3 separate regions of the Homo sapiens genome follow, and regions 1 and 3 are each linked to region 2. A link is a loop called in an ENCODE intact Hi-C map of the cell type or tissue named here. Cell type or tissue: HepG2. All regions are shown on one strand.

What was found. Peaks named below come from ENCODE experiments on the same cell type or tissue, not always from the same donor. Only the 100,000 strongest peaks of a DNase experiment are listed, where the experiment ranks them.
Region 1: it touches region 2 in a loop (8-fold over the local background); 2 of 110 quality-filtered maps call a loop at or near these places.
Region 3: it touches region 2 in a loop (6-fold over the local background); 9 of 110 quality-filtered maps call a loop at or near these places.

The regions. Positions count from the first base shown.
Region 1 is chr6:155,122,617-155,125,116 of GRCh38, forward strand. All of the region lies in intron 2 of TIAM2 (TIAM Rac1 associated GEF 2), which reads left to right. Among named protein-coding and RNA genes, the nearest start is that of TIAM2, 130 kb to the left of the region's middle. In HepG2, no CTCF peak of the experiment used is centred here; a DNase peak (open chromatin) is centred at 1,195; H3K4me3 peaks cover 925 bases.
Region 2 is chr6:154,927,475-154,929,974 of GRCh38, forward strand. No RefSeq gene overlaps it. Among named protein-coding and RNA genes, the nearest start is that of TIAM2, 67 kb to the right of the region's middle. In HepG2, a CTCF peak has its summit at 1,063 (motif pointing right); a DNase peak (open chromatin) is centred at 1,077.
Region 3 is chr6:155,000,454-155,002,953 of GRCh38, forward strand. The region is part of intron 1 of TIAM2 (TIAM Rac1 associated GEF 2); the gene reads left to right. Among named protein-coding and RNA genes, the nearest start is that of TIAM2, 6.4 kb to the left of the region's middle. In HepG2, no CTCF peak of the experiment used is centred here; a DNase peak (open chromatin) is centred at 1,233.

The sequences.
Region 1 (2,500 bases), 200 kb after region 2:
TAAAAAAGTTTGTACACAGCATAAAATGTTTGCTAACTATACACATTCTTGGTGCCACATTATTCCAGAGTGACTTCACTTAAATTACGTCTCTACCAGCCCTGGGCCTCGCCACACGTTATTATACTTCATATCTCTTCCTGCAGGTTAGAAAACCTTCACAGGGGTTGCTGCGGGTGACTGTACGTATACATACTTTTGCTATTTGTAAACACCAGGCCCTTTTAAAGTACTTTTTTTTTTTTTTGAAGAGTTTACATGAATGAAATCTGTTGTTTTTTAAATTTTTTTCAGCCCCCTTTCTATTAACTAAAATAGTTTTTAAACTTGAATATCATAAAATTCCTTTAGTAAAGGAGTCAGGGGGCCAGAGGTTACTGAACATTTGCCTTAAATATTCCCTTGCTTCCAGACAAAAATCATAGCTGAAGCATGACAGAAAAATATCTGTTCAATTTGTCAAATTCCTCAGGGACAATAATTACTTAGCTTCCCTCAGGGAGTATCCTTCCTGTCAATAAATTTCTCATAAATATTGGATAAATTCTTCCTCCTACTGTTTAAGGCTGTTTTTTTTTTTCTTCCCTGCCAGGATTGACCCAACATTGCACATTTGGTCAGCATTATGCATATGTGAAAATGCACTTTGTTCTATATTTCTGTCACTCCCTGTTTGCTTTTCTCTATCTTAATTATGGAAATGTATCCTCGTGAGTTGATATACCAGTCTTTCTGTCATACCCAGTAAGGAGGATTCCCGCCCTTGGTCTGGGGTCCGCATCAACTGTGTAGCACATGAATTGCTGTCATTTGGTCCCACAGGTGTCTATTGAGTGCTTATATGAGCCTCCAGGTGCTAGGCCTTGAGTGCACAGCATCCAGTAGAGGATGGGGGTCTCCTGTGTTTTTAGAAATATCCCATGAAATAAAAAAATTAAGCTATTTAATTGCAAAAGTAGTAAGATGAGCTTAGGTTCTAACCTGCCGCTGGGGCAGAAACTTCCACCTGGGAGTGATTCTGCGGCTTTGAATTCTGGCCTCTTTGTGTGTCTGTGAGTGGCTGACACAGTCGGCCACTCAATCGCAGTTTTGTCCGCTGGTTTTGGCGAGCTCAGGGCCTGTGCTGTGTGTGCTGCAGCTCGGGAGGGCTGACAAAGAGAGGTGGTTGAGGAGTGAGCGGCCGGGAGCCTTTCGCCTCCAGTGTCTTCGCTGGACCTTGGTCTTTACAAAAGGAAACAAATGAAGGCTCACTCTGATCCACTCACTGTGACAGTCTGAGTGGCAGCAGCCAGGAGCTTCTCTGGCCATTTGTAGTTCCCTCAGTTAAAAAATGAAAGGGTAGCTAAGGTTCAACAGCTCAGGCTTTGAACTTTATTTATTTGTTTATTTATTATTATCATCATCATTTTTGAGACAGAGTTGACAGTCTTGCTGCGTCTGTCACCCAGGCTGGAGTCCAGTGGCTTGATCTCAGCTCACTGCAACCTCTGCCTCCCGATTCAAGCAATTCTCCCACCTCAGCCTCCCAAGTAGCTGGGATTACAGGTGTGTGCCCTCACACTCAGCTAATTTTTTTGTAGTTTTAGTAGAGATGGAGTTTCACCATTTTGGCCAGGCTGGTCTTGACCTCCTGGGCTTAAGTGCTCCATCTGCCTCGGATTCCCAAAGTGCTGGGATTACAGGCTTGAGCCACCATGCCCAGCCAGGTTTTGAACTTTTTTTTTCTCTTTTGAGACTGAGTTTCGCTCTTGTTGCCCAGGCTGGAGTGCAACGGCACAATCTCGGCTCACCGCAACCTCTGCCTCTGGCGTTTAAGTGATTCTCTTGCCTCAGCCTCCTGAGTAGCTGGGATTACAGGCATGCACCACCATGCCTGGCTAATTTTATAGTTTTAGTAGAGACGGGGTTTCTCCATGTTGATCAGGCTGGTCTCGAACTCCCGACCTCAGGTGATCTGCCCTGCCTTGGCCTCCCAAAGTGCTGGGATTACAGGCATGAGCCACCACACCCAGCTGGTTTTGGACTTTTAAAAGGTGGGGTTCTTGTGGTCCAGCCCCATGTGTGAGATGGGGCCAGGTTCTAGTGGCAAGTCTAGCAGTTGCTATCCCCTTTTTAGACGTGTGACACAGCTGCCTACTAAAAGGTAGGGTGCCGGCAGTATAGCAGCCACCTTCTCAGTCCTCATTAATTAGAGGCTGAGCTATTGGATTTCCTGCCAATGGCCAAGTGGAAAATCTATTTGACTTTTTTTTTTTTTTTTAATTTAAAATGTATCTGCGTGGATAGACTCAGGCAGGAGATTTGTCTTTGTCTTTGTTAGAGGAACCTAGCTCCAGTGTCTTGCTTCTCCTCCCACTAACTGTAACAGTCACCACTGAGGCCGGGTGTGGTGCCTCATGCTTGTAATCCCAGCACTTTGGGAGGCCGAGGCAGGTGGATCACCTGAGAGTTCGAGACCAGCCTGGCTAACATGGTGAAACCCCGTCTCTACTAAAAATAC
Region 2 (2,500 bases):
TTTACTGTGTTGACCAGGCTGATCTCGAACTCTTGATCTCGTGATCTGCCGGCTCGGCCTCCCAAAGAGCCGGGATTACAGGTGTGAGCCACCGCGCCTGGCCCCATTAGAGTCTTACAAGCATAGATAGTATCAGTAGCACCAGCACGCACAAAGGCTCCCTCTGCACTGGGTCCTGTGCTCCAGGCTCTGTGTGCATTTTATTAATTCTCTTCACAACCCTCTGAAGTAGATTCTCTTATCACCCTAATTTTGCACATGGCTTAAGGGGATTAAAAAACTTCCCCCAAGGCCAGGCGTGGTGGCTTATACCTGTAATCCCAGCACTTTGGGAGGCCTAGGCAGGTGAATCACTTGAGCCCAGGAGTTCGAGACCAGCCTGGGCAATATGGCGGAAACCTCCATCTCCACACAAAAATACTGAAAAATTAGCCTAGTGTGGTTGTGTGTGCCTGTGGTCCCAGCTACTTGGGAGGCTGAGGTGGGAGGATCACTTGAGCCCAGGAGGTCAAGGCTGCAATGAGCTATGATTGTGCCACTGCACTCTCAAAACAAACAAACAAAAACCTTCCCCAGGTTCACGCAAACTGGGAAGTGTCAGAATCAGTCTCGAAGCTCTGGTGCCTCTGATCAGGAGTCTTTCTCTTGACCACTGTGTGACACATCCACACCCACCAGCTGTCTCCCTGGAGAAAGCTTACCTTTTCGTGTTCAAGATAAGGAACAATATCAAAAATGAACAGGAGCACCAGAATGCTGGAATCATATTATATTTCTGATTGTTAGTGTATTTCTAGCTTTGTATTACTTTATATTTAAGGAATACATTTAGTGAAGCACTGTTTTGTTTTTTGTTTTTGCTTTTGCTTTTTTTCTGCTAGAGAGTATCTTGACTTTCAGGAGTTAGAACTCACTTCTAATAAGAAGATATTTACATCCGTAATTTAGCTGGTGTATCTTCTGGATTGATTGATTTTATTACCCTGCCATGCTGGAAGTGTGAATTCAGCCAAAGCATACAGATTTCAACATTTGTATAAAGGCTACCTCAAGAGGGCGCTCCTTGCAAGCCGTAGAGTTGTTTAGTTCTCTCCGGGCCTGACACTTGATTTTGGAGAGTATTTTCAGAGACTGCATTGCAATCCTGCATGAGTACAGAGGAAATTCATGGAAGAGCCATGAGGAAACATAACAGAAGTGCAGAAATCTGAGTCTTTAGGATGGAAGTTGTGAAGTTTCAGGGATTTCAATTTTTATAAAGATTAAAGAAAAACCTCTCAATTCTTTTCCTGTATAGAATCATAGAAGGGCTAGAAGAATTGCTTTTCTCTATTTTTAAGGACTTGGTAGGAGTGACGGTGGGAGAATTCTCAGCTCTTCTAGATAACCAATTACATCATTTAATATATTGATTTGATATCCTGAGGCAGATGGTATTAGGGTATTTGTTTTTGTTCTTTTAAAAATCATATTAGGGCCAGGTGAGGTGGCTCATGCCTGTAATCCCAGCACTTTGAGAGGCCGAGGTGGGTGGATCACCTGAAGTCAGGAGTTCAAGACCAGCTTAGCCAACATGGTGAAACCCCGTGTCTACTAATAATACAAAAATTAGCTGGGTGTGGTGGTGCACGCCTGTAATCCCAGCTACTTGGGAGGCTGAAGGTAGGAGAATCGCTTGAACCTGGGATGCGGAGGTTGCAGTGAGCTGAGATCACTCTATTGCACTCCAGCCTGGGCGACAAGAGCGAAACTCCATCTCTAAAAAATAAATAAATAAATATCATATTAACTCTTCTAAAAAAAATACAAAGAGGCACAGCTAAAAGGCAATAGGGAAATAAGAATGGAATTCTAAATAATGTTTAATTAATCCAGAAGAAGGTAAGAAAGGAGCAGAGGAATTTAAAAAACAGATGAGAGAAACTAAAAATAAATTCGAGCAGCAGACTTAAATGCAATCACATCAGTAGTTAACATTAAATATAAATTGACCAAACGGTCCAATTTAAAGACAGAAATTGTTAGGCTGCAGAAATAAAAACCCAACTCTATGCTGCCTTTAAATATAAATACAGATAAGTTGAAAGAAAAAAGATGGAATATGTCACACAAACAGTATGTTTTAGAAAGCTCGAATGGCCATATTAATATACAATAAAATAGACTTCAGGATGATATTACCAGAGGTAAAAGGGACAATTGTCCAGGAACATATAAGGCATAAAACTGTGTATGTCCAGTAATAGAGCTTAAAATACGTGAAGAAATATTGACAGGCCAGGCACCATGGTTCGCATCTATAATCCCTGCACTTTGAGAAGTCAAGGCGGGAGGATCGCTTAAGCCTAGGAGTTTAAGATCAGCCTGGGCAACATAGTGAGACCCTGTTGCTACAAAAAACTAAAAACTAGCTGGGCGTGGCAACACGCTCCGGTAGTCCCAGCTGTTCAGAAGGCTGGGGCAGGAGGATCTCTTGAGCCCAGGAGGTTGAGGCTGTAGT
Region 3 (2,500 bases), 73 kb after region 2:
CCGGGAGGCAGAGGTTGTGGTGAGCTGAGATTGCGCCATTGCACTCCAGCCTGGGCAACAAGAGGGAAACTGTTGCAAAAAAAAAAAAAAAAAAAGCATCCAAAAAACTGTTACGCTCTCAACACGATGGTCAGTAAGAGAACTTACTTTAAGTAGAGAACAGTAAGTGACATTAAGTGACACAAAAGCAAATTCCTTAAGTTTTAGGTGGAGGAGTGATAGGTCAGATTTGCATTTGAAACCAGTTCCGTTCAGGCACCTTGGCTTACGCCTATAATCCCAGTACTCTGGGAGGCCGACGCTGGGGATCACTTGAGGTTGGGAGTTCAAGACCAGCCTGGCCAACATGGTGAAACCCTGTCTCTACTAAAAATACAAAAATTAGCTGGGTGTGGTGGTGCACATCTGTAGTCCGAGCTACTCGGGAGGTTGGGGCACGAGAATTGCTTGAATCCGAGAGGTGGAGGTTGCAGTAAACCAGGATTGCGTCACTGCACTCCAGCCTGGGCGACAGAGCGAGACCCCATCTCAAACAAACAAACAAAAAAAGAAACCAGTTTCTTTTTAGATTGTTGTGAGTAGATTTAGGGAAGCAAGCCTGGAAGAAAGAAAGTCAGTGGTAACAGTGTAGATCATCAAAGGTGGTGGCAGTAGAATAGTGGGGACAGACATGGAAGAAGATTCCAGAAATATAAAGGAAGTGCAGTGGACTTGGTGACTGAGAAAATGGAGGGCAGGGAGAATCACATCCAGTAAAGGATGACACCCAGGCTGCTCACCCATATGACAACCTAGAAGGAGAAGGTTGGAGACCTGTGGGATCCTTTACCCAAGTTCACGTAGTTTGAAATTGCACAGCTGAGATTTGAATCCAGGTCTGTCTGACCACATGATCCTTCCACTCTTCTATCCTGACCCAATGGTTAGCATGCCCTTAATTGTAAACAAATAAAGGATCTTAATAAAAATCATCTAGCATTTGAAAGCTTTTATTTTTTGTGAAATGTTTTTTCATAACATTAAGGAAAAAAAAATGCCCACGGATGGTTACCGCCAGCAGACATAGGCTGGTGCCCTGAGAAGGTTCCCTGCCAGAAGCGTATAATGTATTTCCTCTCCTGGATGTTACATGGCCTGGGCCCTGGCCCACTCCTCTCCAGGCATTCCATCGAGCTGGAAATTGGTCTGCTTTGTTTTCATTTATGAGGTTTGTAGATTGAGTAACAGAATCTGGACTACAGTGTTCATTGTGTTTTCATGGTGTTGGATTACAAGCTTTCTTTTAAATTCATGGTTAGGTTTCTGAATGTGCCTTTTGGACATAGTTCTTCATGAGTTCCCATTACTAAGTGATTTCTTTGCATTGGGAACAGTATGTAAAACTCGAATTTTGAAGCTTCTTTTGTCAGTAGTTTGGGAAATGGCTTAATAAATAAGCTTGCAAATCTTTCCTTATGCTGGTGAAAGTGAAGGATTCTCATTGCTTTTAAAATATAGTGATGAATTTTAGTGCAATATTTTGTGTTATTTTAAAATTCAAAAAAATTATATTGTTGTTGTCTAGTAAAGAGCATTCTGTGCCTTAAGATTTTCATCTCTAAAAGAAGGATGACAGCAGCGCCTTCTTAGAATATTGTTTTGAGGATTGAGAAATTAATGAATTAACATAATACAGCTGGGTGTAGTGGCTCACGCCCATAATCCCAGCACTTTGGTCGGCTGAGGCGGGATGATCACTTGAGGCCAAGTATTTGAGACCAGCCTAGGCAACATAGTAAGACCCTGTCTCTGTAAAAAAAATACAAAAATTAGCTGGGCATAGTGGCATATGCCTGTAGTCCCAGCTACTAAGGAGGCTGAGATGGGAGGATTGTTTGAACCCAGGAGGTCGAGGCAACAGTGAGCCATGATCACGCCACTGTACTCCAGCCTGGGTGACAGAGCAAGACCTCGTCTCAAAATAAAATAAAATTAGCATAATATGCTTAGAACCTGGCCTGACGAAATGAGAAAGTTCACTAAGTGTTTTCTATTTCTTTCTGTCATTTTTTTCCTTGCATTATTCCCTGTCTGGTTAACCCCCAGTCATCCACGGAGACCCAGAAAAGCCTTCCATCTGAGTTGCTTCTTAGGTACTTGTGTCTATATCAATTGTTGCATTCATCATATAATATTTAATTCTTGATGACTTCTCCATCACACAGGGAGTGCTTTGCTTGTTTTATTTATTTATTTATTTATTTTTGACACGGAGTTTCGTTCTGTTGCTCAGGCTGGAGTGCAGTGGTATGATCTCAGCTCACTGCGAACTCTGCCTCCAGGGTTCGAGCAGTTCTCCTGGCTTAGCTTCCCAAGTAGTTGGGATTACAGGCACCCACCACCACATCCAGCTAAGTTTTGTGTGTGTGTGTTTTTTTTTTAGTAGAGACAGGGTTTCACCATGTTGACCAGGCTAGTCTCGAACTCTTGACCTCAGGTGATCTGCCCTCCTTGGCCTCCC